Regions from separate parts of the Homo sapiens genome. Here region 2 is linked to region 1. A link is a contact called in ENCODE Hi-C or POLR2A ChIA-PET data. All regions are on one chromosome and are shown on one strand. The core of a region is the stretch at or near the end of the contact, and the rest is flanking DNA. Distances in the headings are between cores, read along the strand shown. Region 1 has its middle 45 kb from the start of PCAT5. Region 2 holds the start of LINC02630 (long intergenic non-protein coding RNA 2630).

Evidence for each region. A loop is a pair of places that touch in the nucleus more often than their neighbours do. ChIA-PET counts read pairs that join two places held with the same protein, here RNA polymerase II (POLR2A).
Region 2: a loop to region 1 is called in a map of Right ventricle myocardium inferior, with 1.9 times the contacts of the local background. The contact joins the promoter of LINC02630 here to the enhancer-like site in region 1. A Hi-C loop is called at or near these places in 3 of 168 maps with a recorded cell type or tissue (GM12878, Right ventricle myocardium inferior and sigmoid colon). POLR2A ChIA-PET finds 5 or more read pairs at or near these places in 1 of 52 experiments (OCI-LY7).

The regions. Positions count from the first base shown.
Region 1 is chr10:35,820,494-35,825,786 of GRCh38, reverse strand. No RefSeq gene overlaps it. Among named protein-coding and RNA genes, the nearest start is that of PCAT5, 45 kb to the right of the region's middle. Within about 2 kb of position 3,331, at least 6 of the 41 ENCODE cell types and tissues checked have a DNase peak (open chromatin) inside an H3K27ac peak, as active enhancers do; they include GM12878, where a contact is called at or near this core.
Region 2 is chr10:35,895,911-35,901,203 of GRCh38, reverse strand. It overlaps LINC02630 (long intergenic non-protein coding RNA 2630), which reads left to right and starts at 2,326. Exons shown (of 2, transcript XR_930822.3): 1 at 2,326-2,484; 2 at 3,707-3,998.

The DNA.
Region 1 (5,293 bases), core at 2,082-4,581:
AGATAATTACATTACATGTGATTGTAATTACTCTATTGGAATGTGATATGGTTTGGCTGTGTCCCCACCCAAATCTCATCTTGCATTGTAGCTCCCACAATCCCCACGTGTTGTGGGAGAGGCCTGGTGGGAGATAATTGAATCATGGGGGCCGTTTCCCCCCTACTGTTCTCATGGTAGTGAATAAGTCTCACGAGAGCTGATGGTTTTATAAGAGGAAATCACTTTTGATTGACTCTCATTCTCTTCTCTTTTGTGCCACCATGTGAGATGTGCTTTTCACCTTCCACCATGATTTTGAGACCTCTTCAGCCACATGGAACTGTGAGTTCATTAAATCTCTTTCTTTTGTAAATTGCCCCATCTCAGGTATGTCTTTATCAGCAGCATGAAAATGACTAATGCAGAATCATTCATTAATTCACATGTTATTATAATGATATATAATAATTAATCATTAATAACTTCTTAATTGTTTTAACTTTTGAATATATAAGAATTATTAGGAAGTGAGCAGAAATGCTAACATAATCATTTTTCAGCAAAATTTTAAGTGGAAACTCACAAAAATAAGTTGGCCTTTTAATTACGATTGCTGCCAGGCAAGCAGGAATTGCACTTCAGAGGAGAGCAATGGAAAACAAAAACTGAATCTTTGGACATGGGCTAAAAACAAGCTTGATAATTGCATCCTTGGTACCCATGGACATTTGCCCGTAGCCCCTAAACCATTCCATAATTTGAAAATGTTCGGTTTGTTTGCCATTTCTCAGTTTGCTGAGTTTGGTTTTGTCTCCACATCCAAACGTTCAGAATCTTATTCAACCTGATCCAAACCACTCTGGTCTAGAAATAGGTCTTGATATCCAGCCAGCCTGGGTTTTTATGCAATATTTCCAGTACTTCTGCTTTCAAAACAAGGTGGTGGAAAGAAAACACCAGACAAGCCCTACTGTTGTATTCCAGAACTTTCCCAGTTCCTTCTGGAAACTTTGGGCCTTCTTCAGAGAATTGTTGTGAGATACAACCAAGAAAAATAAAAATAATATGACCTTACCCTTGTATAACACCCAATGGTTTATGTGTCGCTGATATTTACTCAGCTCATTGTTTTCACATGTACTGTCCTTTGACGCCTCCAAAGAGGGAACTTATAGTAAGCTCCAAGCCAAGGGTCTTGGTTTTCTTGGGACTTCCACATTGCTGTCTTACTCATCTAGGGCCTGGGAACAACAGGTAAGGGGAGCTTTGCCATGCAGAAGCTGGGGCAAGGACGGCAGCACTCCTAGGCTCGCACAGTCAACGAGTGACAGAGCTGGGACTAGAACCCATCAGGTCTGGGCTCCTTCCACTGCACCGTGTGAATTCTATACCTGCTGTGAACGTTATCATGCAATAAATAACATCACAATACTCAGTGTTTGTTAACATTAATTATGGAAGTATAGGTGTACCATATGTCACTAAAATAGGTAGCCTGCTTAAGTCAATTTCTAGTGTATTTCAAAACCATTACAGTAGCATTTTCTTTCTTTTTTTTTTTTTGAGGCAGGGTCTCTGTTACCCAAGCTGGAGTGCAGTGGCAGAACCATAGCTCATTGCAGCCTTGACCTCCAGGGCTCAGGCAATCCTCTCACATCAGCTTCCTGAGTACCTGGGACTGTAGACATGCACCACCACACCTGGCTAATTTTTTAATTTTTTGTAGAGACAGGGTCTCACTGTGTTGCCCAGGCTGGTCTAAAACTCCTGAGCTCAAGGAATCCTCCTGCCTAAGCCTCCCAAAGTGCTGGGATTACAGGCATGAACCACCATGCCCGGCCTACAGTAGCATTTTATCAGCACCAGGCAGTGAAACCAAAGTTCAGCAATGTTGACGCTATGTCTGCATCCTTACGCTAGATCATAACTAACAATTAATAATATATTGAGTACAAATTAAGCAAGTGAATGAGGATGAAAAGAGTTGATTTATTCAAGGCCTTGGGAAGTCTAAACGATTATCTGAGAAGCAGCATAACATGGTGGATCACCATAGCCTCCAGAGCCAGACTGTGTGGGTTTACACCTTTCATTTACTGACTGGTTGTTGCAGTTACTTAAACTCTCTGTGTCCCTGTTTCCTCATCTGTAAGATAGAGATACTAACCTACTCATCTCTAGTCGCAGAGATAGCCTACTTCATGTAGGTGCTGTATTAATTGAATTAACATATGTAAAGACTTGGAATAGTCCTTGGTACCCAGCAAGCACAATATAAGCCTTTGCTATTATTATCGACTACATTGATCATCTAAATGACTAACTGCTGCCTTCTTATTTTATGATATAATGCTCTCTGTTGTTCGTTTGTGTATGTTTTTTGTCCCTAGTGTGACTATACATTCCCTGAGGGCAGGGGAAGCTTGTTATTAACTTGGTCACCCCTCAATACCTCATAGAGTGGTAGACTCGTTAGTAGGTGGTCAATAAACACTAATGGAAATCATAAACCCATTTTAAATTCTTATTTAAAATGCCACAAATCAACTCAAAAATCTCTGATGATTTCTGTTGCCTAGGGATCAAGTCTGACCTCAGGCAGGCAGCCAACTCTGTCTTCAAGTTCATGACCTGATGCTTTTTCACGCCCCACTGTCATTGTGTCCCAACAGATTCTCTTGCCACACCCCAAGCAGGGGTGGCAATGCCCACCTTGATGCCTTTGATTGTTTTTCTTCCTTTTCGGGAACACCCTTCCTTTTGTGTTTCGCCCATCCACATCATATACCCCCTTCAAAGCCCACTTGACCTCTCTCCTCCCAGAGGATGCTTCCCAACTCCCCAAGTCAAGTGGTCATCTTCATCATCTCCCGACTCCTGTAGATTATAACTGCAGCTCATTGGAAATGTCTCATATCCAGGCTTAACTATTGGTCAAAATCTTATGTACGGCCTCATTGTATTTATTCATAGCTGATTACCTCCTTGATCAGTTATAAGTTCTGGGAGGTCACAGATGTTGCCGATCTGCCTCATCCTCTTGAATCCCCAGCACAGCATCTGACACATGCTGGGTTGTCAGTGTATTCCTTATCTATTGTGTAACAAATCGCCCCCAAACTGGGCTGCTGAGAACAAACATAATCACTCATGACCTCTCCCAGCGTCTGTGTGTCGGGAGCTCAGGAGCTGCTTGTCTGGTGGTGGTTCTGGCCCAGTGACTCTTGAGGTTGCAACAGATGTCAGCCAGGGCCGCAGGGACCTGGAGACGCCACTAGGGCTGGAGGAGCCGCTTCCGAGGTAGCTCACACACCCCGCTGGCTGGCAAGTCAGTGCTGGCTGTTGGCAGGAGCCTCTGTGCTTCCCACGTGGGCCTCCCCAGAGGGCTGCTGGAGAGTTCTCTGAGCAGAAGGCTGGCTGGCTACCTCCTTTCCCCTCCCACTCCAGAGTGAGGAATCCAAAAAAACACCAAGGCCAAAGCTGAGATGCCTTTTATGACCTGGCTTTGGAAGTCACACCGTGTCTAGGTGTCTGGCTTTTAGAGTCAAGAGATAATTGCTTTTTGTTAAGTGTCATCTTCATGAGTTCATATGCTCTTTGAAAGAAAAAAACGACATCCCCTCCTTCCAGTATCTAGCACAGTGCTTTGCATCCAATAAGCACTCAGATCTTGAATATATTTGCAATTAATGAAAGGATATTTGCTGGTAAATGCCATCAATATCTTCATAATCAATCAAATCATGACTTAATTTTTAGGTTTTCATCAGACAATTATTGTAGTCAGATGAATAATGTTTAAGGAAACAGAATTCCCATCTTCAAAATTCTTTAAACAAGCTGAGAAATGTGACAGACACCACCAGGAACAATTCAAAGATAATCTCCTGTAGCTACTGAGCATAATGCTTTGTGATTTTATGATTTAAGTGTTATGTCTACATGTTTGAGGTTTTCATTTGCTTTTCTTGGCATAGACTCACTGTTTCTAGACCACCAGTACTCCTAAAGACCAAAATTAATTGCTAGTTTTATAGTTTTATATGTCTAAATGATAGGGATGCCAGATTGTGTCAAAATGAAAGCACATCCAAATTTAATGAAGTTCAAAGGAAGAAATGTTTATTTATGGATTAAAGTCTAAAACGATCTGTTGCTTGTAGTTACTGAAATAGTGACAGCTCTTCTCAGCAGGGGGAGGGAGGGTGAGAAGAGAAGAGCCAGGGAGAAAGCTCTTCTGTGAGCCTGAGAGTGGAATCAACAACAACCCAAGTTCCTGGGTCTTTTCACACCAGTTGAGATCACAGATGATATACAAATGAAGTCATGAAGAAAAGGGGAACCTCTGGTAAGGGGGCAGAGGTTTTATTCTCTCAGCTCGTCACACATCTGCACAGGCGTGTCTCGACATGTCTTCAGGAGCAGAGCATACTTAATCTCTTTGGGGCACAGTTTTGCTGGTTGTTGAACTTCAGTGATATCATTAGACATCCCTTGGAATAAAGGGCACAAAGAATCTAACCTACTAGGTCACCAGAAACTTATTTCCACATCGTTTATGACCACCAAGTCCCTGTGCACATGTTGCCTGAGATCAAATCACTGGGTACCATGTTTGCTGGGGCAGAAAGAACTGACCAGCTTTTGTATTTGAGCAGAAGTTTTAGAACTCATCTCTACAGCTCTTCATTGTTTCCAAGGACTTAAGTGCATCTTAACAAATATTTCTTCCATCACAAGATAGATCAACATCTAATTACAGTGATTTTATTCAGTAAGATACTTTAATTACATTCATCATTTTTGTTCAATCTGAACAAATTCTAGAATTTGAATATGGCATAATGATTTGTCATTTAATATTTAGGTGGATATTTTTTAACAGAAAATATCTGTTACTTTTCAATTCATCCAAACTCTACATCAGCTTTCTTTGAAATGAACTGCAGTTTGGATACCATAAAAAGAACATTAGATTTGGAGTCAGAAAATCCAAGTCTAAACCCCAAGTTTCCTACTTATTTTCTGTGTGATCATGATTTATTCATTAACTTCTCAGAGTTTCATCTCAGTTTCATAATATGTAAAGCAAAGATAATCTCACTGCCCTCTGTACTTCACAAGGTTGCTGTGAAAATCAAAATCTTTGCTGTATGTATGTGAAAGCCCCTAGTGAACAGAAGAGTTTTACAAGAAGGAGGTATGTTAATGTTTTTATCTTGCACATAAAATACTAAAGCATAGTACTTCCACTCACAGCCAGCATGTCCTCTGTTTCACCTTCTACCACCACCACCAGCAGCAATGCCAA
Region 2 (5,293 bases), core at 1,077-3,576, 76 kb before region 1:
CAGACTCTGAAGGCCTCGGAAGACCACCTGTGCTTCAGTGGATCCTCAAGTCATGGAGACAATTGGCCTCCATGATCCATCATCCATGGGTTCCTCCACGGAGAAACTTGGCCAGAGCTGGGTTCAGTGGGCCCGGGAGCTGGGTACTGGCAGGCCAGGAACCCAGGGGCAGACCCCATGCTGCAAACTCTACTGCAAGCCCTGCCATGCACCCCTCCCCACCACATCATGAGGTGGGAATCCTCTACCCACCCCATAAACCAGGAAACCTGTCACCAATCAGGCGCTGTGCACAGCTGTCTTTCACTCCCTCCCTGAAGTCCCTCCTGTGGCCAGGCAGCCACAGGAAGGGGCTCTTGGGACTGTGAAATCCAGAGGTCTCTAAGGAAGGTAGGAAGAAAGGGGGCTTTGCCAGGGACTGCAGGGTTCCAGTGTCCTTGGCTCCCACAACAGAAGCCGTGTCTGCCCTCCTGTTTTTTCTGTTATTGCCCAAGCCATGCTGAGGTGCCCACAGCACTGTGGGCTATCTGGGGTCAGTACCCTGGGGAGAACATGTACACACACACACACACACACACACACACACACACACACACGTCTTTGGAGAAATTCACCCTAAGTCCCTGGGGACTGGCATTCTCAGTGTGTGGCCTTTTAAATTCCCAAGGGCAATGACTCAAACTACTGTACTGGGCAGGTTAGAGGGTGCAAATAGGCATTTTTGAATGACTGACTATTTTCTAATGGCGGCAAGTCTGCTTTCACAGCTAATCACAGCTAATAGAACATGATCTACTGTAAAAATTATTATTTTTCACAGTACAAGACACAATAGCCAAGATTTGGAAGCAAACTAAGTGTCCATGAACAGATGAATGGATAAAGAAAATGTGATTCATGTGCACAGTAAAGTACTATTCAGCCATCGAAAAGAATGAGATCCTGTCATTTACAACAACATGGATGGAACTGGAGGTCACTGTGTTAGGTGAAATAAACCAGGCACAGAAAGACAAACTTTGCATGTTCTCACTCATTTGTGCAAGCTAAAAATTAAGAACAACTGAATTCATGGGGAGAATAGAAAGATGGTTACCAGAGGCTAGGAAGGGTAGTGGGGTGGGGCTGGGAGGAATAGCTAATGGATACAAAATATAGTTGGACAGAAGGAGTAAAATCTAATATTTGATAGCACAACAGGGTGACTACAGTCAACAATTTTTTGTATTTTTAAAAGTAACAAAAAGAGTATAATTGGAATGTTTGTAACATAAAGAGATGATAAATGCTTGAGGAGATGGATACCCCATTTACCCTGATGTAATTATTATGCATTGTATGCCTGTATTGAAATATCTCATGTACCCCATAAATATATACACCTATCATGTGCCCATAAAAATTAAATGTTTTGCCGGGCACAGTGGCTCACGCCCGTAATCCCAGTACTTCGGGAGGCTGAGGTGGGCGGATCACGAGGTCAGGAGATCGAGACCATCCTGGCTAACACGGTGAAACCCCATCTCTACTAAAAATACAAAAAATGAGCCGGGTGTGGTGGCGGGCGCCTGTAGTCCTAGCTACTTGGGAGGCTGAGACAGGAGAATTGCTTGAACCCGGGAGGTGAAGCTTGCAGTGAGCCGAGATCGCGCCACTGCACTCCAGCCTGGGTGACAAAGCAAGACTCCATCTCAAAAAAGAAAGCGAAAAGAAAAATTAAACGTTTTAAAAAATATGATTTTCCTATCTTGTGTTTTGGTTAACAAAAGCCACCATCTCTCCTCCCAGTATGAGAACAAACAAAGCACCCAGGACAGCCCTGGAAAGGTAGTATCCAGCCGGCTGGCTGCGTTCCATCCTCCATCTGCAGCCACGGCCCAGGTGCCAAGCTGGCTATGGTGATGAGGTCCGGGGATAATTATGCTGGCAGCGTCCATGCTGCCCCTGGGCTGTGTCACTCCGTCAGCCTGCTCATCCGCTGCCACTCTGTCGGCTCCCCTGCTTGCGATTTCCTGTCCTTGCAGCTTGATCTCACTACAATTTGCACATACTTTCCCGCTCAGGAAGAATGTCTCCATTCAAATCCCTCGCAGGATACAGTCTATTTTGGAAGCCACTTAATGGCAAAGGTGAGCAATGTGCCCAAGCTTGTACTTATTTACAGAGCCCTCCTTCCCACTGTTTTCTCCAAATGCCACCCCTGGCTCAAGGGCTTTGCCTGATCGTCACGGTATTAGCGTTGAACACTATCAAGGCTGCTCTGTGGGCCCAGCACTCCAGCAAATGAATAGAAACATAATGTTCCTGCCAAGCTGATTTATCTATCATTTAACCAGAGTGAGCGAGAGAAGAAACAAACAGTGGGAGAAGATGTCTCACGCACACTGAAGTTAGACCACTGCAAAACTGAGCCAGACGGCTTTGTTGTGCAGCTTTCTGATGCCTCCAGGGGACAGCTGCTTATCGGAGGGAGACTATTATGGGGTGAGTTTTAAGAATTTTTTTCCCCAAAATAAGGCTGCCACTCAATTTGGGACATCCCCCTAAACACAGTCCTGGTCCTGCTCCCGACAGCCTACCCACCTGCCACAATCCGGACCCACAGCTTCTCCTCTGCCACCCCATCTTGTCATTTAACCGGGGAAGAAGGCAGGTTTGGCTGAGTGAGGTGGCTCATGCCTGTAATCCCACTTTGGGAGGCCAAGGCGGGTGGATTACCTGAGGTCGGGAGTTCAAGACCAGCCTGTCCAACATGGAGAAACCACGTCTCTACTAAAAATATAAAATTAGCCAGGCGTGGTGGTGCATGTCTGTAATCTCAGCTACTCAGGAGACTGAGGCAGGAGAATTGCTTGAACCCGGGAGGTGGAGGTTGCAGTGAGCCGAGATGGTGCCACTGTACTCCAGCCTGGGCAACAAGAGTGAAACTCCGTCTCAACAAAAAACAAACAAACAAACAAACACACACACACACACACACACACACACACACACAGGAAGAAGAAGAGCTCTGTAGACCCCGGCAGGAGTATTCATCACGCCTCTGTTGTGAGAGCAGACTTTCTGCATGGTCTGGGCTCCTACATCCTAAACTAAGTCAGTGCTGCTATCTGGCATTGCTTTCCTTGGTTCACAGTTGGGAGACATTAGCACTCTTAGCTGCACTAACTTTTATTCTAAAATAAGTAATGATTACAACTTTGAAATAAGTCTAAGAATGTGGGGGTGGGGGAAGTAAGAAGAGTTTATATCAGGCAACTTCATGCAAGAATAAGGTCTTAGATAAGTCGGGTTTCAAGATCAGTGTCAGGCAGGAGGATCCCCTAAGGGGTGGTGGGGGAATCCTTCCCAGGACCTGGAGGAGCCGACAGGCACTTCATGCCCCAAAGCCACAAGGAAGAGTGTCATCCACAGCATTTTCCCCTGAAAGCAGAGCCAACTACTGATGCTAGAACAGGAGCCTTGGGACAGACCTTCCTGGAGCTTGTTGGAATTCTAGCTTAAGCCCCACAATTTATCCTTTCCTGGCCATGGGTTCATGATTCTCAAGTGGCTTCGTAGCGGGACTCACTGACGTTTCCTATTCTCATGGCCAAACATCCTAGCAGTGATGACTGAAGAGGCAAGATACAAACTGGGGCCAGGGCGTCTGCCAACAGGCAGAATTGTCTTCGCTTTGACAGCCTCTCCTCTTGTCCTCCTCCAGGTTGGGGCTGGAGATGTTCCATGCAGCATCCTGCAAGGGGAAGCAGTTACTTTATGAGAGCGATGCTTCAACCAGCTAACTGGATAGCCCTCCCTTTTGCAGCTGGTGTGGGTGAAGATGTGGAAGCTTGATTCTCCTTGGAAGCTCTGATCACCCCAGCCCAGAACCACTAGTCCCCACTTAGTCTTGGAGAGGAGGCAAGGATGTGTGTCCTCTGCGTGTAGCCTTACGGTCTGCAAATGCTTATGAAAACCTATGAAAGAGAGACTATTCATTTTAGTTCCATTTTAGAGAAAAAAAAAAAAAACCTGAAGCTTAGAACATTTAAGAAATTTTCCCTAAATCCATCTAGCTAGCAAGAAGTGGGGACAAAATGAGAGTCCACTTGGCTCTCAGATCCAGCCTCAAGTACCTTTGAGAGCCACAGGGGTTGCACAACATGGACTTCCTCTGCTAGAGTGGGAAGACAGTCTTTTTTACATGAAGAGATTAGGATAGGCTGGGCGCAGTGGCTCACACCTGTAATCTCAACACTTTGAGAGACAGATCACTTGAGGTCAGGAGTTCAAGACCAGCCTGCCAACATGGTGAAACCTCATCTCTACTAAAAATACAAAAATAGCCAGGTATGGTGGCATGTCCCTGTAATCCCAGCTATTCGGGACCTTGAACCCGGGAGATGGAGATTGCAGTGAGCCAAGATCACGCCACTGCACTCCAGCCTGGGCGACAGTGCAAGACTCTGTCTCAAAAAAAAAAAAAAAAAAAAAAAAACTTAGAATAAATTTTAGGTAATCATTAAGTGTATTTTCATTTACTGACATTGTTTGATCATGTTCTTACACCATCAAGTCTGTTTCATCTCCTCATTAGACTCTAAGATTCTCAAGAATAAGAACCATATTTCCTTTTAAATCATTTTCTTCCTTGCTTCCCTTCACTAAGGTAATTTCTGACTTGATTAAAAAGTGTCCCCAGTCTGTGTCACCTGGCAGGGCACAGCTTAGAATGCAATTGCTGGAATTTAGTTCCATATTTTTTTCATAACTTTTCTATCAAGCCAGCTGCAACTTCAATATGTGATGCATTGCTTCTGAAACCAATGTTTGCTTCTAATCATCCATATATACTTACTACCAAGAAGACTTAGGTACACGCTTAGTCCCTTAGACAAAGGCGGGGTTGGGAGACCCTAAACAAGTATTGTTATCAGAGCTCTGTGTTCTCCATACCCCGTTGGTAAAGGGCATGTGTGCTGTGTGTGGTCAAGACTTCATTCCTAACATTCTCCTGTAGTTCCACTGACTAAACTCTCATGATATTCAGTGTTGTCATCATTTGGAAAACATGTTTATACTCATACTTACGCTCCATCGTCAGCCAAGCCAATTTTGCTGTCTTTATCTTAGAATATGCAACATAAATATTAGGCCAAGCACTTCAAAAAAAGCACACAGAGTACCCTCCCAAAATTCAAAATGCAGATTTTAAAGACAGACTTTAATATATCACATATTATCGGAGAAAGGAAGACATGTCATTATCATGTTAGGGCAGGGTGTCATATTTACAATACACCATCAATAA